Regions from separate parts of the Mus musculus genome. Here regions 2, 3, 4 and 5 are each linked to region 1. A link is a loop called in an ENCODE intact Hi-C map of the cell type or tissue named here. Cell type or tissue: gastrocnemius. All regions are shown on one strand. Links, peaks and the distances in the headings refer to the core of each region. The heading gives the core; the rest is flanking DNA. Region 1 overlaps Ankrd33b (ankyrin repeat domain 33B). Region 2 holds the start of Cct5 (chaperonin containing Tcp1, subunit 5 (epsilon)). Region 3 has its middle 11 kb from the start of Gm41286. Region 4 holds the start of Ankrd33b (ankyrin repeat domain 33B). Region 5 overlaps Ropn1l (ropporin 1-like).

Region 1 (5,787 bases), core at 510-5,509:
AAGACTGCCAATCTCCAATGCCAGGAGCTATCTAGGAGAAGCTAAAAACTAGACGGTGATCTTCCTGAGATGGTTCTGCCATGGACTGTCAAAGTTAATGAGAGAATGGCTTCTCTAGGCAAGGCCAAGAAGAATTTCATTTTAAGAAAGATTCCTGCTATTAATATGCTTTTCCTATTGTTGTTGTTTTATATATATATTTATTACTAGGTATTAACCTACCCTTTTGAGCAGATATGTCTGCAGAATGATGAAGATGTACTGTCTTATAGATGATCCTGTAAGAATTCCTAAAATTATATTAGTAATTATTAAGCTCTTTCATAATAGGACTGCTATTAAGTCCTTTCTGATGTCAAAACTGCAATGAGAACTCTGCCAGTCTTCAAGTGTCAAGAATTAATTGCTTCTGAGATAACAAGCAGGCATCTCCAACTTAGAGCACATTCCAAGAGGTTGTAAAACCATTAACCAAAGGCCATAAAAAGGGAGATAATGATTTACTATAGGTGCAAGGACAAAAGATAAAATATTGATTGGGTTTATCTACACAAACTTCACTTATAACTTAGTCACAAAAATTATGGTCTTTAACTCTCCATGAACCTGGAGAGCTAATTACTCTTAATGGATATGCATGTAAACATCCTCTGTTTTAAACTTCTTATTCAATTTATGATTTGAATTTATGTTTGAACTTCTAGAGATTTTAACAACTAAGCCACCTCTCCCAGCAAAAATAATGTTACAAAAATAATGTGAGCTTTTGTAAAAAAAAAAAAAAGAATGCTTGAAAAAAAACATGTGATTTATTCTCCTAGAAAAGTTACAAAAGACTAGGAAAGATACTTTGGCAGGCATAACATTGGAAATCATAACACTGGAGAGAGAACATTGGGAGTAAGGCTTTGTCACATCAAGCTGGAGGGGAGAACAAGATTAGAAGGAGAATGCAGAGTGGAATAACTTAGAAATTATAAGGCAACATAAAAAAAATTAAGAGAGCACTAAGCAAAATATCTGTCCCCCAACCAGAGCCTTTGTCCTTCACCTGGTGACCTCACAGCTCTCCTTTGTATTATGGTTTGCTTTGAGGGTTTTTTCTTTTTTTAAGTTTTATTTATTTATTTTTATTTATATGAGTACACTGCACCTGTCTTCAGACACACCAGGAGAGTGCATCAGATCCCATTACAGATGGTTGTGAGCCACCATGTGGGTTGTGGTTGTGGTTGCTGGGAATTGAACTCAGGATCTCTGGAAGAGCAGTCAGTGCTCTTAACCGCTGAGTCATCATCTCTTCAGCCTGGGCAACCTTTTACACATACACTCACACACACACACTCACACATACAGTCACACACTCACATCCATACACACACTCACATGGCACATTGGGCAGACTCTTGCTCATGCCTCCACTCTTCACCCACCCATGCTCATTTGTCTCTGCTCTTCCCTAGACCAGTGACTCTCAACCTTCTCAATGCTGACCCTCATGTTGTGGTGACCTGAAACCATATCTTTATTTCATTGCTACTTCGTAACTTTAGTCTTGCTATTGCTACGTATCATAATATCTGATATACAGGATATTGATATGCTATCCCTGTGAAAGGCTCGTGTGACCCCCCCCAAAGGGGCCACGCCCCACAGGTTGAGAACTGCTGACTTAGACAGTTTTACTTCTCTTTGGTGTTGTGTATGTGTGGGTACATGATCATATAGTTGTATAGAATAAGGAAACACAAACAAACAAACGAAAAAACATAGAATATTTGTCTTTTTGGAAACTTTTGTCTCCATATGTATCCATTTTCCTGCAACTAATGTAACTTACTTCCTTCTTTATGGCTGAAAAAAAAATCTGTTATGTCCACATACCATATGTCCTCATACATTCCAGCTGCTGGGCACCTAGGTGTGTTCTATAACTTAGCTGTTATGGATAATGCCACCATAAACACTGCTATGTAAGTACCTTTGTGGCTACAGCTCCTCTATTAACCTATGGGCCCTGTATACACCCTACCGAGATCACCCAGCCTCCCTTCATCTGACTACCTGATGCACTATCCCTTCCAATATTCATCCTCTGGTTTTGGCATCAGCATTTGCACCCTGACCCGCAGTGTGCTAAGGTGAGCCAGAGCCCTCTAACTTGCCGCAGACTCCAGGCTCGGTGAATCCAGAGACGCTCCCTTAGCAGATCCTTAATAATAAACCATGATCCCATCGTTTAAAATTAAATGGCCACGAAGTAAGCAATCACCAACTCGTTCAACATTGTCACAAGCACAAGACCCTTACGGCTAAGGGTCTTCCTGTCACTAAAAACAGGGACAGATGAAAAAGGTCTTCCTTTATCTGTGCAAAGCTGAATTCGAAATGGAAACTGTGGGAAATATCTAATAATAAGAAAGGGGGGAGAAATGGAAACACAGCAGCGGTCCCAGCCTCTGGGTCTCAACCCTTCCCACAGGATCACACGGCAGATACCCTGCATATCAGATATTTCATTATGATTCATAGCAGTAGCAAAATTACTGTTATGAAGTAGCAACGAAAATAATTTTATGGTTTTGGGTCACTACAACATGAGGAACTATGTCAAAGGGTTCCAGCATTAGGAAGATGCTCAGTGTTAGAGGATTTGGTTTTCCAGGGTCTTGTCTGACTCAGTGTAGTTCTCCAAATCGGGCCAGTAGAGGGAGCTGTTGGCTTTGGAAATGCAGTACCCCAGTAGGCGTGCTGGGATACCCGGGGAATCCCTATTAGAAGAGGGGAAAAGCCAGAGTTGGGCAGCAAAGGTGGAGAAGAGGAGGGAAAGGGAAGAAAGAGGAGGGAAGGGGAGGAAGGGGAGGGAAGGAGAGGAAAGGGAGGGGAGGGAGAGCAGTGTCTGAGCCCGCTCTGCCTGACTGAGTTGCAGTTAGTGTGCTAGAGCTCTGTAGTTTAGTGGAAGAGCAGGCAGGGTTAGGAAACCAAAGGCTTGCCAAATTCTAATCTTTTCTTTAAAACAATAGAAGAGGGAAGGAGGAGAGGGAAGGAGGAGGGAGAGGAGAAAACAAGCCCTTCCTAAAACTCAAAGTAAAACAAGATCCTGATGATTGGAAGTAATAAAACTATTGTTTTAAAAATGAAGGGCTTGGCCTGGACTCACAAGTGCATGAACACAGACACACACCCTTTCTCTCTCTCTCTCTCTCTCTCTCTCTCTCTCTCTCTCTCACACACACACACACACACACACACACACACACACACACACACAGACACACACACACACACACACACACACACACACACACAGCATTTTAAAATAACAAAGGAAGCCTTTTTTAAATAGGACTGACGAGGTGACTGGATGGCTCAGAGTTAAGAGCATACTCCTCTCTCTCAGAGAACCTAAGTTCGGTTCCCAGCACCCACTGCCCTTACAGTGGGTCCCCACATCAAGGAGCTCACAGCAGCCATGACCCAATCTGTTTTACTTTCATTTCTATTCCTGTGATAAAATGCCCTGAAAAAGAGGCAGTTTAGGGGAGAAAGGGTTTATTCAGCTTAGAATTCCAGGTCACAGTCCATCACCGCGGGGAAACTGAGGCAGGAGTTCAACCAGCTACTCACATCACATCCACAGTCAGGAGCAGAGAGAATGGATACACACTTGCTACTCAGCTTACCTTTTCTAAACACCCAGAACCCAGACTTGGGAGTGGGGTAACAGTGCCACCCACAGTGGGCAGTGTCTTCCTATATCAATTAATGTAATCAAAACAACACCCCCCCCCAAGACATGCTCAAAGTCAGGATAATTTAGACCATCCTTCAGAGACTCTTAGGTGATTCTAGGTTGTGTAAAGTTGCCAATTAAATCTAGCCATTGCTCCAGCTCCACACTAGACATCTAGGTGAGAGACAGAAGTGAACCTAGATGCTGTGAGGGCCAGGCACAACTGCAAGAGTCTCACAGAAAATGTTCCTAGTCAAGTCAAGGGGGGAAAAGATTAAAACCACAACCTCAACAGCATTATCCTAGCCATTTATGGTGGTTCTAATAAGAATGGCCCCCATTGGCTCATATATTTGAATGCTGGACTCCAGTTAGTAGACCTGTTTGGGAAGGATTGGAGGTGTGGCCTATTGGAGGAGGCATGGCCAGGTTGGAGGAGGCATGGCAATGTTGGAGGAGGCATGGCCAGGTTGGAGGAGGCATGGCCAGGTTGGAGGAGGCATGGCCAGGTTGGAGGAGGCGTGGCCAGGTTGGAGGAGGCATGGCCAGGTTGGAGGAGGCGTGGCCAGGTTGGAGGAGGCGTGGCCATGTTGGAGGAGGCATGGCCATGTTGGAGGAGGCATGGCCAGGTTGGAGGAGGCATGGCCAGGTTGGAGGAGGCATGGCCATGTTGGAGGAGGCCTGTCACCAGGGACAGGCTTTAAGGTTGCAAAGGTCAGAGAATAAAGAATGCTGGTGTAAAGTCTGACATTGGGTGGCATGGTTGCCATGGCTACTTGGGGACCTGCTGAGTGCAGACTAGTAAAACAGTGTTAAAGGAGGGAAGGTGGTCTCTCTCACACAAGTTGTAGTGACTTTACTGCAAGCAGCAATTTCTAGACAATGGTTGAAATTAAGAAATCCAGCTGATATGAGGGCTGTGGCCTCCCTGGAAAACCAACCACCTCACTTTTCTGTTTTTCCACGTGAACTCACGGTGCCTTTGTGCCCCTCTAAAGCCATCTCATGGGGATCAGCAGTACTGCTGCTGGGGTAGCTCCTGAGGGGTTCCCCCATGACATCTGCCAGGAGAACTTGAGACCCAGAACCTCACAGTGGGTCCCCTGATGAGCACACTAGCTTCCCTGATACTTGGTGACAGGTTCAGACTGTTAGAACAGGAACGCCTAGCAGAGGGTCTGGCACTCGGTGCTTTAACCAGCTCTGTACTAAACAGTGGGTGGATTAAGCAGGGCAGGTTCTACAGATGCAGGAGCCAGTCTGTGAACGCAACTTGCCATGGGGCTAAGGTTGCTTCTGACATTTCCAAACAAACTAGGAAAAAAACTTCATCAGGCTGAGACAATTAAGACAAAAGAGGGGTGCCAGGGATGTCAGAAGTAGAGGGTTTGCTCATAGTAAGTACATGAGAGGCCCTGGGATTGTCCCCAAGCACCAAGGAAACGCTTTTCAATTTACATTTTAACAGATGTGCATACCTCCTCCCTATGCAATTTGCTGAGCTGGAAGCCTGGGCAGCCAGAAGCAGGTGGGAGCCTGGCTGGTGGGGGTGGGCAGTGGTGGGGGTAGATAGGGAATGGGCACAAACAATCCAGCCACATACAGGGTGGATGAGCAAACTGGCAAGCAGGGGGCAACAACAGAAGCCAGAGAAAGAGGAAAAAAAAAAAAACACCATTAGAACAAAACAAAAAGGAAAGAACAGAAAATAGGTTCTCTTTTTAAATCCAAGAAACCCTATGCAGACATCAGGCACTAATTACCGTTGCCTCGGCAGGGCTGTCTTAACAGACCTCCGGCCATATGTGGCCAAGAACAGCTGCCAATGTGGCCCAACCCAAAATTGTAGCTGAAATGAAAACGTTGAGGGTTTCCTTGTTGCTGCTTTGTGCGGTTTTGTTTGCTCTGTTGGTGTCTGGTTAGTTTGTTTCTGTTTTTCATAACTGAATGGGTCAGTATCAGGTCCCAGCCCTCCAAGGTGACAATGTGGACTCAGCTGAGGTTGCCCTCCAACCATGTAAACACTCAGCAGTCCTCAGAAACTGTGTAAAGTA
Region 2 (5,787 bases), core at 590-5,589, 290 kb after region 1:
AGGTCAAAACCATCCTGAAGAATTCCAAAACCACATGCTCTCCATTTCTTGGTCGCTATGCTAATTTCCTCATTTTCTAGTGACTCTAATGATTCTAAAGGTTCAAAGCCACTCTAGGGTCTTAATACCAAATCAACAGCCTTTTCTTCAGAGCACTCCAGGCTTTCCCTGGGTCACCATGTTCTCTGATGGTTTCTCCAACTCATCTTCTGAACCCCAAGATGCAGATAGATAAACTTCTGCAAGCACAGAAATACTGGGCATTTTCAGAGCTGTGCAAGTACACGTTCATTAACTTCTCTTGTCACCAAGACAGGTGACAAAGCAAGTACATTTGGTCTTTGCAAACTCTGGTGCTCTTAAAATGTAACCTGAAAGTATGTATTGGTAACATAGTTTCTCAAGAGACATCACAGGGAAATGTCTCTTGGGGTGCCCAAAGATACTGGACACCAGGACTTATTTTTGGTTGGCTAAACTGGTATGTACTAGCAGAGGCCAAAGAACCAGCCCAACACTATACACAAGACAGGCCTCCAACCACAGATGCTCTGGTCTAACGCCAAGGGGAACCTCACGGCTCTGGACCTAGCTTTGACTCAGGTGGAAGTGGAATAAGTCATGACCCTTCTCTACTCGGCAATTTCTCTATGACTCTGTCCCTAAAGAATCTAATTCTGTAAGCAGGACCCATCCTGAGTGAGGACCACATGCAATAGTCCATCTGGTTAACACAAACGGCTGGCACAACAGGACTGTTAACATGAGTTATACTGGTCAATTTTCTGTCTGTTGGAATTTTGTTATTGGCACGTCCCCAGAAACAGGAAAAAAAAAGGGGGTTGAAGTTGTCTTAGTCAGGGTTTCTATACCTGCACAAAACATCATGACAAAGACACAAATTGGGGAGGAAAGAATTTATTCAGAATACACTTTCCACATTGCTGTTAATCACCAAAGGAAGTCAGGACTGGAACTCAAGCAAGTCAGGAAGCAGGAGCTGATGCAGAGGCCATGGAGGGATGTTACTTATTGGCTTGCTTCCCCTGGCTTGCTCAGCCTGCTCTCTTATAGAATCAAGACTACCAGCCCAGAGATGGCACCACCCACAAGGGGTCTTTCCCCCTTGATCACTAATTGAGAAAATGCCCCACAGCTGGATTTCGTGGAGGTACTTCCCCAACTGAAGCTCCTTTCTCTGTGATAATTCCATCCTGTGTCAAGTTGACAGAAAACCAGCCAGTACACAAGTCGACACAAAACTAGCCAGTACACAAGTCAACACACAACGCGCACAAGCTGAAGGCAAAGAGAACCAAGCATCTACCAGGCCTCAGTTGCTATGTCCACTTCTGCAGCCACTCCAAAACACCTGTCAGAAATTCGGTTTGATAGAGAACTCACCGAGGGATTTCCCTAACACCAGGTCAACCAGGGCACCTCAAACCTGGAGGCACGACTGGCACAATACAACCTAAAATGGGGCTCCCTCCTTCCTCTGAGCTTTTTGTGGCAACACCAGTGACTGTCACTCCTTTCTCCTCTGGGGGCCTAGCACCGGCTCTTGGGTAGCCTTTCTTATTCCTCTCCTTCTGTGAGACATGCCTTCCGACTCAACACTTCGGCTCTGCCTTCCCTCAGGGTAACTTCTTTGTTTCCCTTTAGGAAACTATCCTCAATTGCGGCCAACTGTGCTCCACTGAAACTCTCTCCTTCCACTCCAAAAGTCACCACCATGCGTTTTCTGGCCCAAGGGACTTTACGGTCCCTTTCCTACAAGCAGCCATTCGGTCTGTCCTGTGCACGTTTCTCACTAGTTTTCTCCCTTTCGGGACAGCCCCGCTTCTAAGGGACAAGCGACTTACAGATGTTACAGATGCACCGGCGCAGGCCTGCTCGCCCGCCCGGTGAGCTGGGGATGCGACCCCACCCAGCTCTGAAGCGGCGGATCGCTCTCCCTACCCCACCGTGGGACGAAGGCCTCTACGCCCTCTCCCGCAGCCAGAGCGGGGATGTGACCCTAGAGCCCAAAGGGGCTCCCCGGCACCGGAGATTCTCGAGCTTTCGGGCCAGCACATGGCCGAGCTGCTCTCTCGCCAGCGCAGGCGCACAAGCGCTCCGGCCCACTCCCTTCATCCCGCGGCTTCGCGTTCCGGGCCGTTACCTTGAGGGCCTCAAGCCCCATGAGACGGGACTTGCGATCTTGGTCCTTGATAATGAGAAAGGGGCGCCCATACTCATCGAAGGCGAGGGTCCCCACGGACGCCATGGTGGACGAACTAGAACGAGCGCTCCTCCAGTAACCAGCGGGGACCACTCGGGAAGAGAGACACACCGCACCTCCCTCTCGCGAGAGGACGCAGAATCCCGCGCATGCGCAGTGCAGACCCCGCGACTTACTTTTCAACAGTGACTTTTTTTACGCCGCAGAGTAGCTTCTGGAATCGGCCGCTGTTGGGAACGTCCGTTTTCCACGAACCGAGGGGGGGGGTGTTCGAAACTTAGAAGGCGACGTCTAGCACACAAATGCTAATACTAGACATAATGTAGTCACTGATTCAAGGATTTAAGTTTTCAAAGTTTTTGAATCCAGAGTTGCAGCGGGGAGCTTATTTCCTTAAGATATTTTTCTTTTCTTTGATTGCCGCCCGGGCTCTAAGACGTTGGTAGATTCCACTTCCGGTCTCCCCGGAACGCGCGATGGAGCGAGTAGGTGAGGTTTGACCGGCCTGGCGGCGGGCGATATAGTTGTCTGTGGCGCGGGCGCTTGTGGGGATCGGGCGCGCGTGGCTGCGGTGCTCTCCGTCCCGCGCCGGTCGTGGCTACCACAGTGCTTGCTGGGGGCTGCTGTCCGCACCTCCGTGCACAAGACTCACTGCTCAGCCCGATCCTAGGTCGGCTGGAATCCACCCTGCGGTGGACGAGCTGCTGCTTGGAAGCTATTGAGCCTGTAGCTTTGTTTTCTTGTCTGCAAAGATAATAATAATAATAATAATAATAACAATAATAACAGCAATAACAACAACAATAATGACAAAATAATAGCAACAAAAACAATAATAATAATAATAATGATAATGCCTACTTCACAAGGTTGCTGGACGTGCCTGGTCGTCAGCACATAGTATTTGTCCTTAACTTCCCAGGTTACACAGATCCTGGGCCTTCCCCGCGCGTGTACTGTAGGTGGAGACAAAGTAGCACCGGCTGGTGCTCAGAGTCTCTTGTTCTCAGCGTTTTGCTGTTAGAAAGATACCCCGTAAGGGTAACTGCACGGTACGTCTGCCAGAAATCACGATTCATTTTATAAGCTCGGATTTATTTGTGACGAGTTTCCAGTCTCTCCACTCGTACCCCACAGAACAGAAACTGTCCCTGCCGTATTGTCTGTTTTTATTAGGTACTCAAAATTAGAGTGCATATAACCTGTATGACAGTAGGCTAGCTTTCAGGTCTGTGCTGTTACATGACACAGATTGACATTATGTCAGGACAAGGTTTTTAAAGTTAACACAAACAAGGTTTCATTGTGACATTTTCATTCATATATATATATGTAATTGTACCTTGCCATTGACCTATAAGCTGTCCTCATTATCCTCTCTCCTCCTGGTCTTCCCTCTCAACACAGCACACACACTTGTATACAACAAGATTCTGCATCTGAGCGAAAACATGATGGTTCTGAGTCATTAGTTTACAGTTGAATAAAGCTCTGTGTGTATGTACACCACACTGTATCCATTCCACTGTTGGTGGACATCAAGCTAGGTTCAAGAAAGACTTCAAGGATGGCACGGCAAGTAAAGGCGCTTGTTGCCAAGCCTGACCGCTTGTGCTAGGTCTCGGTCCCACGTGGTGCAGGAGCGAGCAGATTCCCACGTGGGTCACAGACCGCCTTCCAGTCAGGCGGCTGCTCCGCTCCCACTCTTCTTGCTTGCACGGGCCCAGTGGTTCGATGCTTTTGCCCTCAGTTCAGATTCCTAGTTTCCTTTCCCCTGTATTCCTTCAGATGCTCATACATAGGCTGACACGTCTTTGCCTCAGTTGGTTTCTACAACTCAAAGGCCAGCTGGGAGACCCTGGAGACCGGGGCGTCATTATTGTCTACCTTCTGGCTTTGTGCATGTGTCTACAGGTGAGGCAGACCTTGGGCCATCTGATTTGTGTTTAACTGTCGTAGCCCAAATTGATACAGTATGATCTGTCTATGACAGAAAGAATTCTTTCTTTTTTTAAAAAAGGGATTTATTTATTATTATACATAAGTACACTGTAGCTGACTTTGGATGCACCAGAAGAGGGTGTCAGATCTGATTACTGGTGGTTGTGAGCCACCATGTGGTTGCTGGAATTTGAACTCGGGATCTTTGGAAGAGCAGTCAGTGCTCTTACCGGCTGAGCCATCTCGCCAGCCCCCCAGAAAAAATTCTTATTTAAATAATAATACTTAGGTTCATCTGTAAGGTACTGGTTAGGAGCAACATGGATGAATCCAGAGGATATCATTTTAAGTGTAGTAAGATGGTGAGAGACCACATACTGTATGTGTGTGCATATTTATGTGTATATTTGCATGGTCCTGTGTGTGTGCAGGAGTTCCATATGTGTACTCATGTAGGCCACAGTTTGATGTAGGTATTTCTGTTGTAGTCCACTTAATTTTTTTGGGATGGTCACTCACCGACCTTGCCTGTTTTTGCGAGGCTGGCTTGACAGCCAGCTTCTGGGATTTGTCATCACCTTCCAGTGCTGTGGTTGCGCCTGTCTTTTCCATGGGTGCTGGGAATCTGAACAGCAAGCACTCTGCCCACTGAGCTCTCCCTGGCCTTTGCAAGCTAGTTGATATAAGTCACCTTTGAAGACAATTAGTGTAAGTCCGAAGTTGAGGAAGTAGAGACTAAACGTAGTGGTACTTAGGGTGGGTGGCAGAGGGTGGATGGGGAGAAGACAGCTGAAGGATAGAGGAGTTCTTGGGCAGTAAAAATCTTCTATAATTGACTGATGAGGCTCACACACACTTATACTAAAACCCGTTGAACTGTACACATTAAATGGACAAATTGTATTTGTATTAATTCTGTCCTAGTAAAGCCTAAAAACACTGGGTTTCCAAGCTGACGCTTTCTTTGATCAGACTATTAAAATGTGGAGTTTTATGATTAAAACTTGCAATAATGGATACTAAGATAACACATTAATTACGAGAGTCCTAGACACACTAAGTCAGTACATTGGAAAGATTTTAATCTTTCTTTAGTATTGAAGAACTTTCCCAAATCACTTTAATTTTGCCAGTGGGATTTAGAAGTCATTGTAGAATTTTATACAGCATTCAGTGAACTTGTCCTTTAGAAGGGATTAGTGGGGCTGGAGAGGTTGCTCAGGGGTTAAGAATACTTGCTGCTCTTACAGAGGACTCAAGGTTGGTTCCCATTAACAATGTCAGGCAGCCACAGTCACCTGAGACTCCAACTCCAGAGAATCTGATACCCTGTTCTGGCCTCTGTGGGGACACACACACACACACAAAACACACTCTCACACACCCTCCACACTCTCATACATACACTTGAACACTCTCACACACTCACACACTCTCTCACACACACACACGTGCGTGCATGCACACACATGTACACACACTAACACTCATACACACACTCGAACACATACACACACACATACACTCTCTCTCTCTCTCTCTCTCTCTCTCTCTCACACACACACACACACACTCTCACACACCCTCCACACTCTCATACACACACTTGAATACTCTCACAC
Region 3 (5,787 bases), core at 466-5,465, 100 kb after region 1:
ACACACACACACCATACACACTCACTACTCTTGGGTCAGGGTCATGGAAGAGTATATAATTTAAGATTAGAGCTAGGCATTGGCTTAAATTGTAAAAGCTGCTTACATGGGAAATCCAGAGCAAGTTCTCTTAAAAGCAGTTGAAACAGACAGGCACACAGTAGGATAGCAATCTTAAGCCATGAGTGACCTTAAGGTGTGTTATTAACTCTAGCTGTGAGGTCCAGCAAAAGTTCCAGTCTTCTAGAAAGTAAGAAATGTTCTTCTCGTGACGTGTTGCTGCAGTAACATCCCTGGTCAGAGGAAAAGGTCCTGAGTAATGTTTCTGGCCCCCGAGGAAAGACACTACGTTCTGAATACTTAGGTCATTAATAGCTAAAGAAACCTTCTAAGATGACTATCGGGCCAAAGAATTCAAGTAGAGAGCAATGGTATACTCCTGCCCTCTCATTTAAATAACAAATGGGTCTGTCAATCACCTGGACAGGAAAAGAGTCTTCAGAAAAGCTGTCTGTTTTAGGGATTTTAAGAAATAGTTTAATGACGCCCTAAAATGTAGGCAGGCACAGTGGTGTATCTGTCCATTGTCTAAGCCTTTGCTTTGTGTTGTCGCAAGCCCCAAGTTCCCCGTGGACCTCATATGAATTCTTTCAGTGAAGATTACAAAGACCAGAGATGTCTAGGAAGTCTAGAGCAAAATCTCCATGAGAATGGCGACAGAATCTTGGTCATCTAAGGACCAGCTACAGTCTCCAGCAACTAAAGCATTGTTTGGCATGGGAAACAGGGGATGGGGAGGAACCAGTGTCCATCCTCATTGCTAGCTTAAGCCGGCATGTGGGTCCACAAGGAAGCCTGTTCCCCTCCACTCTCTCAGGCACCCAAAGTGGGACCCCCACTGGGATAAGTGAGATCCCAGAACCAACTGAAAGAAGATATGCTCTCACCTCCTATGGCTCCAACACAAGTTCTCTGTGTGTCCACAGTGTGAACTCAAGAGCTAGGACTGGCCCAGGCTCAAGCAGATCTCCCTGCCAGGCTGGCTCACCCACCCCCTCCCCTGTGAGTCTCACTGTAACCATGTGGGTCGGCCATCTTGCTGGCGTCCATGCTCCTGGCTGACGGATTTTTATCTTGTCTGTCCTCCAGCCTGGTTGACTCTAAACTCTACTCCACGCCTGCAAAATCGATCTGCATCCTCCCCCACCCCCCACCCCCGCTAAGACCCCTTGGACCCACCACAGGGGGAGGAGCTTACAGAGATAGCTGCAGAGTCTGCCTCTCCCCTCATCCCTCCACAGAGCCCTGCTCTTTTCTCTCCCAGCAGGAGAGTGCGGGCTGCCTAGGAACAAACCCTGTAGTTTGGAAGTCGAGCAGTGCTCTTTTGGTTTATTTATCTTCCTGAAGCTTTGTCTATTTTGGGTCTCACATATTCTGAGAAGGCTTGAGCTGTTACCCTTGCTCAGGGTGGGGTAGGAGTGCTTGTCTTAAGCCAAGTTGAGAAACATTTCTCAGGCTTTCGTAGGCTCGCCCAGCACCAGGGCAGTCTCACCTGGCTGCCTGCCGAGTAATCGCTGCAGACCATCTGGGCCAGGCCCTCCCCACGGCCATATCTGTTGTTCTCAAAAAAGAAAGAACACTTCCCTTTCCTGTAGAGAAGTTCTGTTCTGGGTAGAGCAGGGCTTCTCCTCACAGCATGCCATCGCCCGCTCCATCACTCCACCCAAGTCGCACGGCAGTCATGTGATCCAGGCCCGCCTGTGTCATGGCATACTTGTTCCTGACAGGACTGATTGCTCCAGTGTGCACATGTGGCTGAAGCTAGCCCACTCGTGCTCTGTGGAGCTGCTCACGTTGAGTCCGAATGGAGTCTGAGGGATTTGTAAACTCAGTAAGTACACCCCGTCTCAGGCTGTACCAGCCTGATTTTCTACTATTCAGAGGTTTCCTGAACACCGGCGGAAGGAGCAGTGCCCACCTCAGACAAGCCCCAGATCAAAGTCGGAGCCTGAGGAAGTCTTCACTTCCTTCTGAAGCCTGTTCCAGTCCTAAAGGCCCCAGACTTGGAGCTCCGCGGAGTCCTACATCATTCTGCTCTCAGTCTGAACTGCTTTGAACTTGATTTGTCATTTGTCACTAAAAAGGTTCTAAAAGATCCCCATCCTGGAAGTCTTTCAGTGGCTGCCATGGTGGAGTCAGCATCTTAGCCTCTCAATGTAGCTCCAAGCCCCGCGTTTCCTCAGTGGAAACAGAGCTCCTGCCCTTGATCTTCAAAGGTGCAGGTTCCTGCTGGGCTCTTCCCGCCCCTTGCTCCCTCTGGATGCCGCTGCAGCTGGGCAGCTGCACTATTCCGTGTGAGTCAGGCAATCAGCTGCCTCTGTTTTCATCGCTTCATCGTCAGCCTGGGAGCCTCTAGTTAAAGCAGTTTTGCAACCCAGAATGTCTCTGATTAATAATATTCACAGAGCCTTCAAACTCACCTGGAGGCTTGTGAACTCAGTGTCTGTGAACATACGGTGCTGTAGTAAAGGTGGAGTTAAAAAAAAAATCGTCAGAAGGCAGTGGCTGGAGACGGTTCAGTAGGTTTCAAAAGGAATACTTACTCCTTTTGCAGAGGACTAGACTTAGTTCCTGACACCCACAACAGGCAGTTCACAGCTCCATCTCCGTGGGATATGATGCCCTCTGCTGGCCGCCATGGCCAACTGCACGTATGCAAGCCCACATATGCGCGCGGCACACACAGACACACAATTTAAAAACTAAAAAAAAAAAAAAAGAAGAAGAAGGAGAAGGAGAAGAAGAAGAAAAAGAAAACAGACCTAAAAAAAAAATCTTTTCAGAAGTGGAAGGATGCTGAGCAATTTGTATAGAGGCAACACTGAACTGCTTCAATCTCTGCTCACTTGACATCATACTAGCATAGCATCATGCATATGCTAGTATTTCTCTTTTTTAATAAAATATTTTATTTATTATTATAAATAAGTACACTGTAGCTGTCTTCAGACACACCAGAAGAGGGCATCAGATCTCATTACAGATGGTTGTAAGCCACCATGTGGTTGCTGGGATTTGAACTCAGGACCTTCGGAAGAGCAGTCAGTGCTCTTAACCACTGAGCCATCTCTCCAGCCCGCTAGTATTTCTAAAACAGTAGAATCTGGCAAAGTTTTTTTTTTTCAAAACATCTTTTAAGCCACATTTTCAACAGTTTTTTTTCAGTATATTTATTACTTAAAAACTTAATTTTTATAAAATGTAAGTGAACTGCAGCAACATTTTACCACATTGGGAAAAATAAAAATAAAAGCAAATAATACATTAATAATAAAATAAAAAAAAGTAAAAACAATAATTCCAGCTGGGCAATTGTGGCACACACTTTTAATCCCAGCACTTAGAAGGCAGAGGCAGGTGGATCTTGTGAGTTCAAAGCCAGCCTGGTCTACAGAGCAAGAGCTAGGACAGCCAGGGCTACACAGAGAAATCCTGTCTCAAAAAACCAGTAATAATAATAATTCCATTGATAATTTTAAAGGAAAATCCTGACCAGCCCAAGCAATCCTAAAGAGAAAGATTGCAGCTAGAGGTATCACAAAACCTGACTTCAAGTTGTATTACAGTGCTGTAGGGTCGATGCTAGCCTGGTCTTGGCATTGAAAACAGGTCAACCAATGGAACAGTTTGCATTGCCCTGACTACTAGGGATGTTGAACACTTTGAAGAATAGTTATTGGCTATTTTTACTTCTTCGTGTTTTGCATTTGCTCCTTTGTTGATCTGTAGTATTGTTCCCTTCATGTTTGGGCTAGGGCTGTTTGTTCTGCCTGTTAGCCCTCTGTCTGAAGTACAGATATCAAGAGACTCCTATCCTAGGCTGTGGGTTCTACTGATCATTTCTTCTGCTATGCAGAGAACTTTTAAGGCAAGGCAGTCTCACCTGCTGCTTCTTGGAGCTATTTTGAGATACCAGCTAACTCCAGTCAAAATGGCTATTGTCAAGAAGTCTGACAACAAATGACAGAGAGGGTATGGAGGGGAAGAAACCTTTACTTATTGGTGCTGGGAGTACCCACTACTACAGAAATACAGAAGTCAGTTTGGAGATTGCTCAAAAAAGTTAAAAACAGAACTACCACATGGACACAGCCATTCCATACCCTACTGTAGAGGTATTGGCACATTCATGTTTATTGCTGCTGTAGTAACAAGAGCAAGAAATGGAACCAGAAAGATATCCATCAAGAGATGAATAGATAATAGAAATGTACATGTACACATTGGGATAGCACCCAACTGTGTATACTCAACTATGAAAAACAATGAAGTCGTGAAACTGCTAGGAGGAATGAGTGGACCTAGGAAGGATAACGTAAGTGAGGTGACCTACACTCAGAAAGACAAAAATCCCATGCTCTCCCTCATAGGCAGAGCCTAGCCTGTAATGTATACACATAGCTGAGAAAATGGGTATAAGTCTAACTACTTAGAAAGGAGGCCAGTATTGGCAGTATTAGATGATGAGTGTAGGATACATGACTCACGAATGGGATACCAAGCTAATGTGTTCTCTTTTCTACTCCATTATACATGTTTCTCCTTCGTGGTAATCATGTGGGAGTCAGACTTGAACTGATAGCAAGAATCCAGAACACACTGGGAAAGGCACACATCTTTGAAATTGCAAAACCTGCCCCCCCGTGACACGTGTCCTCCAGCAAGTCCATAACTCCTAAACCTATCCAAATATTGCTGTGAACCAGGGGCCCAGTGTCTGAATGCCCAAGAGTATGGGGACAACTCTTTAACACCACCACACCCTCTGACAGGCCAGCTGGACTTTAATAGATGCTTCCACTACTGTCATCTAAATGGACTGCTCTAGGCTTGCAAGTCAGATACCAAGAAAGAGAAACCGTTCAACTATGCAAGGAGACTCAATGTTCCTCGTGCTGATTTAAACATTATTTAATGTTATATTTATTGATTGATTGTGTGCATGTGTGTTCCCATACCTCAGCATGTGTGTGGAGGTCAGGGGACAACTCAGGAGTCTGGGCTCTTCTTCCACCACGTGGGTTCCAGGAGTCAAACTCAGGCTGTCAGGCTTGGTAACAAGTGTCTTGACCCTCTGAACCTTCTGCCTGTTCCTCACTGAGCTTCTGGGTGGCAGAGCTATCTACAGACATCAGTAGAGAAAACAACATATCCCTGGACACTCGCTTCTTCCTTCTGCCTGCCCTTTGCCCTGTGACACCATCTTTATTTTCCTTGAGGATCCCCTGATCCCCCACGGAATACTAACAAACCAAACAAAAAACAAACAACAAACAAACAAACAAACAAACAAGTGGTCAGATTCCAAGTTGTGCTCTAAGAGCAACCTGTCATTCTGTAAAGCCCACTGAGGATGGAAGCTGTGTTCTCTAGCCTAGTGCTATGGCTCTGACATGATTTGTGCCCCTCAAAGAACTGGGGGGAAGTAGTTATGTGGGGGGCATGCTCTGAAAATATGTTGGGACTCTGGACCCTTATGTCCCCCACCCCCTCTCCTCCCATTTCTCCTTAGATCTCTCCAGTTCCTTCCTGGCCACTGTCACTCCTACCATAGTGACTCGAATGAGCCCTGAAACTGTAAGCCCAAACAAACATTTGCTCTCCTGTGTAAAAACTTTGTTTCAGCGACCAGAAAGTGAGTGAGAAAAGAACTTGTGAGTTGGCACTGTGGGATGTTCTAGAACAGTCTACTGACTTCAGTGCATGCGTGACTCATGACAGGCAAAT
Region 4 (5,787 bases), core at 618-5,617, 50 kb after region 1:
ACAAGTGCCTCTCCACTGCTCTTAGCATGGACACACTCACGTCAGATAAGAGGAAGAGTGGGCAGCTTGACAAGCCCGGTGTTCCCAGACCCACTTGAGCAGACTCATTTCTAGTGCAGTCCTTGGAGTTCCTAGCACATGCTATTTGGTTCACCTTCTCTCCTTCCCCACACTGGAGGATAAAACTAAAACAAGCCTGGGGAGACGCCTCAGTGGATAAAGCATTTGCCACACAAGCATCAGGGCCTGGGTTTGAACCCCTAGGTCCCACATCAAGCCAGGTGCTGCACTGTGTGGGTGCCTGTATTCCAGTCCTGTAGTCCCAGTGTTTCTACTGCAAGATGGAAGGCAGACACAGGAAAACCTCTGAAAGCTTGTGGGTCATCCTAACATAGGCAGAAGCAAAATAAGAGACCCTGACTCAAAGGTGTACGGTGGGGACCTCTGACATCCACACAAGCACTGTGGTGAGAATACACACACACACACACACACACACACACACATCTTGATGGCAGGATGGGGGAGGGGCAGAGGGAATGCACGATTAAGGAGTGAGAAAACACATGAACTGAACACATTGTCCCAAATTGCAAGGTGAACCTCTCCCTGTGTACTCTGACCCTTGGCCAACACTGGAGGTTCAAGGCCAAGACCCAAGAGTTCTCTGTGAATCAGCCTAACTCCATGCTCACACAGGCCATACAAACGGAGGCATGGGAGGACAGAGGGCTGTGCATGAATTCCAACACTGTGATCTTACTTTGGGAAGACACGATCTCTACATTCATAACTCCTTCATTTAAAAAATAGGCAACAGATGCCTCAATTGTATTTCAAGGTAAAGTGTTCACACCCGAGTATCTGTGAAACTGAGCTGTAAGCCTTTCGTGGGGGGAGGCACCCCACGTTGGTGGGGTTTGCTGTGAACAGTGACTTTGGAAAACATCCTGGGATTTCAGCACACAGAGGCCTTCAGCTTGACCAGGTGTCCGACATGCAAACTGACTACCGTTCCACGACAAATTTAGGTGCCACAAATGTGTCTTCCGTTTCGCTGTCAACTAAGGGAGAGCCACCAGGACTGAAGGAGTAAGCCCGACATCCTGACATGCAAAGAAAAAAGTTAGGGAAAGACTTCCTGGAGGGACCATCCTTTAAGGAGAGGAACCAGACCACCTGCACCTAAAAACACGGGGAGAGCATATGTTCGGAGTTACAGGAAAATGATGTAACAAATACTTAAACGTTGCACAGTGAATCCTGAGATCCTTCCAGAACAATGTTTCAGAAGCAAAGATGCTCAGTCAGCCACATCCTCTAGTTCCCACACGTGGTCCCTCTGAGCTATCTGTGGCTCAGGCTGGACTGCTTCCCTATTAAGAAGTGAGCTATTCAGCGCAGCAGCAACATTCAAAAGCCTATGGAGCTGGGGTCCTCAACCTTCCTAATGCTGCGACCCTTTATGGTATGGTGTTCCTCCACCCCCAACCGTAACGTTATTTTATTGCTACTTCATAACTGCAATTTTGCTACTGCTATGAATTATAGTAACAAATGTCTGATATGCAGGATATCTGATATGTGACCCCTGTAAAAGGGTGTCCGACACCTCCCCACTGGGGTCACGACCCACAGGTTGAGAAACACTGCTTTAGAGGCTCCTGGAAAGCTGTCCCTGAGCAGAGTTGCCCATCAGCAGTCACCTGCTGTGTCGCGCAATCACCCCCACTATTATTCCACCAAAGCTCTGGGGCCTGCCTCTAAGATTTTCATTAAGACAAAGCAAGACGAACCTGGAGCACTGCTCCTGCTTCAGGACCTTTGGACTTTCGCCTCTCTGCCTAAAGTCTCTTCCTTGTGCTCTAAGGATACCTGCTTCCAAGTGACCACACTACTGACAATCTCAGCCCCACCCCCAACCCACCCCCACCCCCACCCCCACCCCCACCCCCACCCCAGACTCAACAGATGGACTACCCTTAGCCAGCTCTGGGCTTAGATGGGAGATGGTAGAAAGGCCTCCGAGAGAAAGTATCCTTAAAACAGAAACCTCCAGGTGGTGAAAAAGCCAGCCATGGAAGACAGTCATCGGAAGACATACTGAAGAACTACAGACTGGCACTGACCAACTGACACTCCTTTACTCCCAATTCCCAGCTAGAGACAGTGTCACCTGGCCTGAGTGGACCTCTCTAGCCTTAGCTCCCCCGGGCCCTCCTCTCCACTCCAGGTCACAATCAAACCATTCCCCACCTGCCACCATCCCTTGGTTCCCCACCTGCCTGACCAGAATGTCTTCTGCCACATACCACCTCACTCCCTAAGTCCCCGCAGGACACACAGAACACAGGCCTGGCCCTGGGACCCAGAGATAAAAAAGCCGAGGCAGGACTCTTCCCTCAGGGGTCCCCAGGGACATCTGATGGGTGCAAAGAGGTAGAGACTCAAAGCAGAACAACAAAGGCCCTTCAGACTCTATCTTCACAATCAAGGGAAGAGAAAAACAGCAAGAGAAAGCTTGGGTGCAAGATCAGACTATAATCTCTTCACAACAAATTAGAGAAATGAGGAGACAGACAGTAAGCGATGGTCATATGTACGGGACTTCTCCAGACTCTGGGGCAGGACGGTGTTTCAGGCCCACAAACCACACAGCAGGGACTGTCGTTTCAGGTGAGCTACACAGAAGACAAACAAGAGCAGAGGGAGGCTGCTACCTGTCCTCCAGAGCCTCAGGGCCTGGGAGGGGCTTCCCAGGGGTTCTGGAATTCATTCTGTCACTCACAAGCCTGCTGTGCACTGTGCACGGTTTAACTCGTTCTCAATTTCCCTTGCTGTTTTCAAACGTGGTTGCTCGTTTGGGATTTTTTTTCCTCTCTCCGGAAAGTATAATAAAGCTGGACGGCCAACGGCCACTCACAGGTGTACGCTTCCAAGCAGACAAGGCTTGCTCAGGAAGGGGGAGGTTTCTAACGCCAGCGCCTAACCCAGAAAAGTCGCTTACTTAAACTGAAAGTGGAGCAGAGCAATAGCCCCCTGAGCCTCTCCTCCCGCTGCATGCCAGCTGGAACAGCCACCGCGGGCACCAAGGTGGTGCTGACCTCACCAGACCCATCTCCCTGTCACATCACAAGCACAAAACATTCCTCCAAGTTCAATGTCGGGTTATCGAAAGCAGAAAGTGACACCCTGGCTTCACCCTTGCCTAAGCCTGACCCAGACTGCAATCAGGCACAAAACATTGCGCATATACAGCCCCCAGGATAAGCCAAAGGCACGGGGTCACCATATTTTCCGTCAGCTGTGACTCCCAAGCAGAAGCACGGGCGTCCCTAATTTGTTCAAAGCTGAGTCTGCAAAAAAACCACGGGGCCTCTGGGAACATGGAAATCAGGTGAGGTTGTTTGTCCGCCCAGCAGAGACTAATGGGGACACGGCCACAGCGGTCACTTTCCCATTTACTAGTCAGTGGAAACAGCTCTCCAACTTTTTTTTTAAACTTTCTTACTATCTCTGAATCTTGGCGTAATAAACGGAGACTGCCTCCTTACTTCCCCGCGTGCTGACCCTGGAGTGTGCCCCTACTGAGCTGCGCAGCACCCGGCCTGCCTGAAGCGTGGCTGTGAAGGCTCATTGGCTTCGACCCGAGCGGTGACCGCACATAAAGCTGGCTGGTCGCCGCGCGGGCCACTAGGAAAAGCACGTAAAAAGCCAGGGCGGTTTAGGTAATGAAAGGAACTGTAGCTTCCAAATCCTAATCCAACGTGTTAGGCAAAGACAGCGGGAGAGGCAGAGCGGACAAATGCGGATGGGGGTAGGAAAATGTCCCCTGAAAGTGAGTAGAGACCATTGCCTACCTGGTGCCTGGGGAAAGGTAACAGTCAGAGGGGCACTGAGTGGAAGGGACACCACACACACACACACACACACACACACACACACACACACACACACATCTCAGATGTCACCACATTTCCAGCGCGGAGAATTCTTCCTCTGGGGAGAATTCGGGGATACCGGGGCGGTAAAGGGTCCTGGATGAAGTAGGAAGCCGGGCTGGACCATCTCTGCCCGCTCGGCAAATGGGGTCCCAATTGCCTCACAGGAAGGAAAGGGTGCTCTGAGCGGCAGTTGATCCAGGATTGGAGTGACAAGGAAATGCGGGCAAGGGAGAAGAGCGGAGGGAACCCAAACCCTGTCGGGACTTACCCGGCCGTTGCGGTCAGTCTCCCGTACCTCCTCGGAACTCGGCCCGCGCCGCACTAGCGCCCGCAGCAACCCCACGTCGTTGGCGCAGGCGGCGCGCAGGAGGGTCGCCGCCTCAGGGACGCCCTCCGGGACGCTCTCCGCGCTCACCGAGCCGTACTCTTCCTCGCCTCCGGGAGGGTAGAAGGAATCGTCCGATGCGATGCTGCGGGTGTCCGGCAGACTAGAGAAGTCTTCGTACTCCTCGTAGTCCGCTGGGTCTTCTCCTGTCTGCTCGCTACGGGGTGGCGTCGGCGACTGCGGGGACAAGCAGCGTGTCCCGCCGCCCTCCGGCCCGGGCCCAGCCAGCAGCACCATGCTGGAGGCCAAGGCGCGGGCCGGGGGCTGGGGCTCGAATTAGGGGACACGAAAACGGGGCGCGCCCGGAGGTCACCGACCCTTGGCCCCTGCGTTCGCAGAAGAGCAGGAGCCCCGCGCGCTCCAGCCTGGCAGAAAGCAGCTCCAGGCGGCTGCGCTCCCGGTGCAAAGTCACTGGCGACTGGAGAAAAGCCCCTTGGGTGGGAGGAGCCGCCGGGGGCTTTCCCTGCCCCGCCGGGCGGGGTGAAAGCGAGGCAGCGGGCGGGGCGCCTTCCCGGTTAGAGTCCCGGGAGCATCAGAGATCCTCTCCAAACCGTGCCACCACCACACGGCCACTTTGTCCCGAGCAGGGAAAGGCTTGTTCGGGAGATCCTGAAGCTGTAACTCGAGAGGCTGAAAGCTAGCGTGAGGGACAGCAGGCGCCCCGCCCCGCCAAGGGCTGCTCCCTGGGGGCCCGGGCGGAGATGGAGTCCGGAGACGCCAAAGGCTAAGCAAGTTTCCAGCGTCGGAAAGTACCCGCACCAGGAGGCTCGCCCCTTTCCCACTCCCCACTGAGGACCGTAATCCGCCCCAGGGCCGAAGGAGAGGGGCAGCCGCAAGACCGTCACCTCTCGGGCAGTCCTAGTTCTGACCAGTTGCAGTCCTGGGACTCCCTGAAAACTCTCTTGGAGAGTGGAAAAGCGTCCGCTCGGGGCGAATGGTGGAGCTGTCCACTTAGGAGGAAATTCCATCTTGGGGAGAACCTGTCCTAGTGACGATCCTGATCCAAATAAGGACCCGAGGCTGATTTGGGGAGAGAGGGGCTAACTTGAAAGGAAGACAGGGTCTGCAGAGTCTCCAAGTCACCCAAGCCGGCTGTGACTGGCAGGTTGATAGGAAAAAAATCTTAGGGAGATGGAAAAGTGATCAGGAACCGCAGGGAGGATGACGGGGTGAAGAGAGACAGCACCTGGTCAGAGCCGTGAGAGGGCTCTACTCTCCCCAACTCCTGACTATTGTCACTTGGCAGAGGGGAGAGGGTGGTAACGGGTCATGGAAGATGAACCAGAGAAGGCTGGAGACCGACCAGCTTTGATCCCAGGACTAGAAACAAACATTTCGGAAATCGAGATTACTGGCCATGTTGAGTTGTCGGAAGTGTGTGGATGAATTTATCACTTGGAGCCCCCCTCACTATAAAGAGGAGGAGGTGGCATGGCCCTGTTCTAGAGGAAAACTTGT
Region 5 (5,787 bases), core at 163-5,162, 130 kb after region 1:
AAAAAAAAAAAAAAAAAAAAAAAAGAAAAGAAAAGAAAAAAAGAAACTTGGAGGAAAAGATTTCTTTTGTTTTGCTTACATTCCAAAGGAGTCAGGGCCAGGGTGGGGGACCTGGAGGCAGCTATTGACACAAAGGCATGAAGAGTTACAAGCTTGCATGCTCCTTCCAAGGCCTGCACCCCACAGCTTGCTCAGTTTGCTTTCTTATAGCATGTAGGAACCACCAGTCCAGGGATGGCACTGCCACAGTGAGGTGGCCCTCCCATATCTGTCATTGAGAAACTGCACGAGGGGCCAATCTAGTGAGGGCCTTTTCTCAGGTGAGGTTCCCTTGCCCAAAGTGACTGTAGCTGGCATTAAGCTGATGTAAACTAACCAGCATAAGTCACAACAATGAGCTTGCTGCTAGCTGCAGACATCCCAGGATTTGAAGATTTAAAGTTGCTTTGGGTGATGTGGTGGCTGTTGTCAGCTTGACCATATCTGGAATTAACTAAAACCTAAGTGTTGGGTATGACTCTGAGGAAGTTTTCTTCTTCTTAATTAAATCATTTGAAGTGAGAATACTGGCTTTTAATCCGGATCTTTTGAGGTGGGAAGACACCACCTTCAGCTGGAAGCCTACAGGAGGATATGGAAGAGGAAAGCTGGGCCTCTCTCTGCCTGCTTGCTCTTGCTCTAGCTGGCAAGCCTGTTCCTTCAATGGCATTAGAGCCTACTTCTTTTGGATTCTACAGTATAGTGAAGACCAGTGGAAACAGCCAACTTTATGGACTGAATACCTACTGGATTTGGACTTTCCATTGGTAGACAGCCATTTTTGTTTTGTTCCTCCAGTGAACCTCAATTAGTTTGATTATAATGGCTCCTGAGAGAAGTTTGAAGGCACACGAGCATAGGGTGGGCAGAAACCAACAAATGCAGAGCTTAGAATGGTCTAGGTGCCAGTTCTGCAGCGTCCAGGGGACACATCAAGAACAGGCAATAAGCCACCACCCCGTTCTTGCATGGCACTTGATCCTCAGCTGTTGGTGCCATTTTGGGAGCTTCTGGGACCGTTAGGAGGGGACTGAGCTAGAGGAAGTGGGTTTCTTTTTTTTTTTTTTTTTTTTTTAAGACACATTCCATATTTTATTTACATTTTAAGACTAACTTTCATCTCAAAATCACATATCCATACACCTATTTCCTTTTTGTTGACTTCACTTAAAACATCTAAGCATGTTTTACTAAACAAAGACTGTAAACAAATTATTATGTCTGTTACATGTAACAAACGGGAACAGCTTTTAACAGAAATTCAAAACCCCAACACCTTTTATTATAAATACAGGTATCAAAACAATCCTGAACCTATGTTTGTACTAATAGTAGTCAGCACCCACACCGCTTCAAGAATTAACACAATTGTTGACTAGTCATTGTATCTGCTACTTTAAACAATTCCAACTGCAGCTCTAAATATGATAAAGCATGCCATTTCTGTTCTTCCTTCTTGAGACTTTACTTTCCAGAAAAACAAATGTTTCCATGGCCACATGACACTCTTTTGTCATGCTTTTGTCTTGAAAGCCTGAACTCCATTTTGAGTACTTCAGGTTCATGTTTAAATGACAGTGCTTTAATAGAAAGAAAAATTGTGCTGCACGTCTCTTGTTACCTGAAAACATAATAGGTGTACATATATTAAATATATTCTTACAACTGTCCAGGTCATGTTTACAAGCTGCAATTCTTTTACTTATTGTGTGGGTGTTGTGCATGGTGATATTTAATCAAGACATTAACATGAGGAGAAGGTTGCTGATTTAAGACAAGTTTGAGATCCACTAAAGTTAGTTGTTGTACGTCTGTCCTTCTGGAGGCTGTGGAAGCTTCATATTTTCTTTGGACATCATAAGACGTCTTAGCTCTTGAAGTATGACTTTAATGCTATAGGAATTTTGCCATTTTGCTAATACTGGTATGCTCCGTGCATCCACCATTCCACTGGAATTATTGATCCCATTCATATTAATTTTTGTTACAAATCTAACTGATGGAGGAGCTTCTGGGTATTTAGATCCACATTCTACTTTCAGGCTATATATTCTGTTTTCATAGTTTGTCCTTGGTGGCCCAATAATCATGCCTGTCCACCTTGTAAGTGTCATGTCTTCATCATCTTCAAGGCCCCAGCTAACAGTACCATCACCTACTCCTTTTTGTCCTTCTTCAAGTTCTTCCAACAAGCGAAAATTACGAGGAACTTTAACTCCTGTGGAGACCGCCATCTTCTCCTGCTACCGGAAGTGGGTTTCTGAGAGGACTTACTTTGCGCTAGAAATGCCACGGAAGCCACCATGCCTTGCCTGCCACGATGGTGCAGCATCTCAAGCCGTGAGCCAGTATCTGTCTTTGTACCCTTTTCTTGTTTCCTGACAGGCGATGGGATAGCAATAAGGGCATCCAACACACCTACCAGCTCACTTCTTCATTTCTCCTTTTGGATGCAGTTTTTAGAATGCAGAAATCCAGAACTCCCTTGCCATCCCTCCTGTGTGCTTGTGCATGTCCAGGCCACCGATCCCCCTGCAACGCAGGCTCCACAAGTGGATCTGCACAGGCAGCCGTGCTGTCAGTGTACTAGCTAGCGGCTCTGCTGGGCTCGGGTACCTCCCTGCCCACACAGCCCATGCTGAAACATGAAACAGAGCCTATGTGGTACTGGGCACCTAAGAGACTCAAGCTACACGGTCAGTGCCAAAGAAGACTTAGGCTAGGGGACAGGACCAGTGTGACCAGTGTGCTCTTTGGTGCACATTTGTTTGCTAACAACAAAGTAGCATGGAATAAAACAGGACCTCAGTTTTGACGTAACCATGGCAGACGAAGGGCCTTCCTTTACAAAATGGCACCACCTAGTGTTGCTTGCTGTACATAGCTTGGACTTGTTTTTATGACTTAGATGAACCCAAAATCATGAATTATCCTGTTCTTTCTTGTTAAGAGCAAATTGCCACACTTATTTTTAGAGGCATAAACTGTCAGCACTAACCCCGAATGTTAGATATTAATTCTATGCTAATGTAATGCTAACTTCAGAGTTCCTGAGGAGCAACCTGACAGAGTTTCTCTAAAGATCACGTTTGCCTTGCTGGTCTTTCCAAGGAATAGGTCCCTGGGCAGCACAGCCCCTGTGAGGCCACCAGCCTGACACTTGCCTTCTCTGAAGGGACAGGGTTTTCTCTGCCTGAGCCCAAGCTACAGAAGATTCAGTCACCTGGCCAACCAAGGCCAACCAAGGCCAACCAAGGCCAACCAAGGCCAACCAAGGCCATGCATGAGCTACAGCAAAGGCACCGCAACACCACTCGGGATGAAGTTCTAGGATACAGCTGTTTAGCTGCCCCATCATACAGGACCAGCTCTGGGGGTGTGCTTCTCAGGGCTTCTGGGAAAGCATGAGTTTAAGGCAAAGAACCAGAGGAAGCAGAGAGATGGCTGGCAGGATGGCACGGAAGAGGGCACTGCAGCTGGGGGTTTACTGTCAACATCTCAGTGCCGTTGGACGCAGTCACTCTTCACAAAGAAAAAAGGAACTCACACATGGATAGACATTATAGGAAGAAGGGACAGGAGCTCGCTCAGTGGTTGAGAGCATTCACTGCCCTCCCAGAGGGCCTGAGTTAGAGACAGTTCTCCATCTAGAGACTAACAGGAGATCCAGCACCCTACTGTTAAAGAATGAACCATGAGCCGGGCGTGGTGGCGCACGCCTTTAATCCCAGCACTCGGGAGGCAGAGGCAGGTGGATTTCTGAGTCCGAGGCCAGCCTGGTCTACAAAGTGAGTTCCAGGACAGCCAGGGCTATACAGAGAAACCCTGTCTCAAAAAACAAAACAAAACAAAAAAGAATGAACCATGAAGGATTATGAGTTATGTACAGTTTTGTACTCAGAACTGTAAAGATTGAAGAAGCAATATAAAATATGTATCCAGACAGGGGGGAAAAAGCCTGCTTCTCCTTTTGAAGAACCATGCAATCACCATCATGCTCTCTTATTCCTCAATTGTTGGAGTTATATTGTAGTGACAGTAGCATTACACTACATCTACTAGTTATTAATACTGGATTATAAGTCAAAATGTCATGGAATTTTATGTTTCTTACCACAGACAAAGAAAACTGTTACCAGCTTTCAAAATTACATTGTCCGATAAAAGAACTCATTGGTAGACCCCATTTGAAAACCGAAATACATTCCAAGTGCATCCACGTTTTCTCTACTCTTAACATCGTTGGAATTGTGGTTTTGAATCACATAACTGAAGTCCGGGGAAACAACATTAGTTAATACTATAATCAGCACGTTTTCTGACATGTAACCACACAGATCATGACATAACAATACTAAGAGGCCATCTGTAGGTACGTACCCTGCCCAGGGAGCTGCATCCGAGCGCTAAAAACTTGATCCACTCTATTTTGTCCTCACATGGATCCAGCTCCAGGATCGTTCTGAGCTTTTCTACTGGCAGGCACAAATTTTTCCACTTCTTCTCAAGATCTGCTAACTCCACATATTGCTTGTGGCTACACTGTTTAGAAAACACAATATGACACACTCAGTGTATGTCGACATCCCAGGAAACCAGAAAGATGCTTCTGAAGACATAACTCACAACAAGTGACCATCATAGAAGGAGAGTTGGGCAGGGACCCAGGCAGGGGAAGGGCATGGCAGGAAGGGCAGCTAGGTGGATCTTAGCATCATTTCAAAAGAGAAGAGGCTACAGGGTGGTTCAGTGGGGAAAGAGCTTGCCACTCAAACACCCACCTAAAAGCTGGGTGTGGTGGCATAGACTTTAGAATCTGGGGTCCAGTTCTTGGGGTTTGCTGGCCCATTGTGCTCTAGGTGTCACCACTCAGTGGCAAGGCTGCCAATGGCAAAATGGCCCTGTAGAAGCTGTTAAAAATGGTGGCTCCTGTCAAAAATGGCAGCACCGCCACATCTCCTCAGCCTGCAGTTGTCACAGGATCTGCACGACATTTCCAGATTGAGGGTTGATGGGATTTCAAGTCCTGAGCTTGGGAGGCTCAGGGACTGGGGGTTCATCACCTTCCCTACCAGAGCAGGAGCTACCCCTGAAGAGCTGTCCACGGTGACTGTACCTTTCCTGCTGCCACCTACTCAGGTCCTGAGGAGCTGTGCCTGAGGGTGCCTGAGGGTAGTGACACCTTTTTTCTTGCCTCAGCCTTCTGCCTTGGTGAAACACCACTGCAGGAGCTATCTCTCAGGAGCTGTCCACAGAGGCAGCACCTCCTCTCCAGCCCCACCCTGCAGCAGCCCCACAGAGATGGCGCCTCAGCAAAAATTAGCTTCAGCAGGGAAGGACTTTCCACCCTGACCCATGGGCCTGATGCAGGGAAAAGGGGGTGGGAAAAAAGCCACCAATCCCTGAGCAGGAAAATCAGCTCCTCCTCAGCTCAGCTGGGGATCCCCTTCCCCTGGGAGCTGCAGCAGGAGGCTTCCTCTCAGAGCTGTGTGGTTCCTGGGCTCCGTGTTTCTGGATGCCCTTCTCTTGGGACACTGTCCCACCTCAGTGCTGGGTGGTTCCTTAGCCCCTGTGTCTCCAGATGCCCTTCCACTGGGACACCTTCTCCCCTCAGAGCTGTGTGGTTCCTGGGCTTCCGAGTCCCAGGATACCCTCCCACCTGAGCAGAAACACTTACAGCAGGTTTAGTTAAAGACAAAAAAATAAGGTGGAGAATAAATCAGAAAAAAATATGAGTTGACTTCTGGC

What was found. Peaks named below come from ENCODE experiments on the same cell type or tissue, not always from the same donor. Only the 100,000 strongest peaks of a DNase experiment are listed, where the experiment ranks them.
Region 2: it touches region 1 in a loop (4-fold over the local background); 5 of 42 quality-filtered maps call a loop at or near these places.
Region 3: it touches region 1 in a loop (11-fold over the local background); 26 of 42 quality-filtered maps call a loop at or near these places.
Region 4: a loop joins it to region 1, with 2.8 times the contacts of the local background. A loop is called at or near these places in 12 of 42 quality-filtered maps.
Region 5: it touches region 1 in a loop (8-fold over the local background); 24 of 42 quality-filtered maps call a loop at or near these places.

The regions. Positions count from the first base shown.
Region 1 is chr15:31,313,120-31,318,906 of GRCm38, forward strand. All of the region lies in intron 2 of Ankrd33b (ankyrin repeat domain 33B), which reads right to left. Among named protein-coding and RNA genes, the nearest start is that of Ankrd33b, 52 kb to the right of the region's middle. In gastrocnemius, for the core only: a CTCF peak has its summit at 2,693 (motif pointing right); DNase peaks (open chromatin) are centred at 2,719 and 5,294.
Region 2 is chr15:31,599,437-31,605,223 of GRCm38, forward strand. Cct5 (chaperonin containing Tcp1, subunit 5 (epsilon)) reads right to left here and starts at 2,410. Exons shown (of 11, transcript NM_007637.3): 1 at 2,165-2,410. The coding sequence starts at 2,269. Atpsckmt (ATP synthase C subunit lysine N-methyltransferase) reads left to right here and starts at 2,680. Exons shown (of 5, transcript NM_026546.3): 1 at 2,680-2,713. The coding sequence starts at 2,701. In gastrocnemius, for the core only: a CTCF peak has its summit at 3,184; DNase peaks (open chromatin) are centred at 2,361, 2,731, 3,187 and 3,940; H3K4me3 peaks cover 3,039 bases; H3K27ac peaks cover 2,470 bases.
Region 3 is chr15:31,416,557-31,422,343 of GRCm38, forward strand. No RefSeq gene overlaps it. Among named protein-coding and RNA genes, the nearest start is that of Gm41286, 11 kb to the left of the region's middle. In gastrocnemius, for the core only: a CTCF peak has its summit at 2,684 (motif pointing left); DNase peaks (open chromatin) are centred at 1,061, 1,276, 1,584 and 2,686; H3K4me3 peaks cover 1,266 bases; H3K27ac peaks cover 1,591 bases.
Region 4 is chr15:31,362,827-31,368,613 of GRCm38, forward strand. Ankrd33b (ankyrin repeat domain 33B) reads right to left here and starts at 4,933. Exons shown (of 4, transcript NM_001164441.1): 1 at 4,213-4,933. The coding sequence starts at 4,566. In gastrocnemius, for the core only: no CTCF peak of the experiment used is centred there; DNase peaks (open chromatin) are centred at 3,051, 3,624, 4,045, 4,688 and 1 more place; H3K4me3 peaks cover 3,609 bases; H3K27ac peaks cover 3,761 bases.
Region 5 is chr15:31,444,545-31,450,331 of GRCm38, forward strand. It overlaps Ropn1l (ropporin 1-like), which reads right to left. Exons shown (of 5, transcript NM_145852.2): 3 at 4,420-4,581. It also overlaps the pseudogene Gm6361. Among named protein-coding and RNA genes, the nearest start is that of Gm49208, 6.2 kb to the right of the region's middle. In gastrocnemius, for the core only: a CTCF peak has its summit at 2,902 (motif pointing left); DNase peaks (open chromatin) are centred at 2,661 and 2,838; H3K4me3 peaks cover 280 bases; H3K27ac peaks cover 335 bases.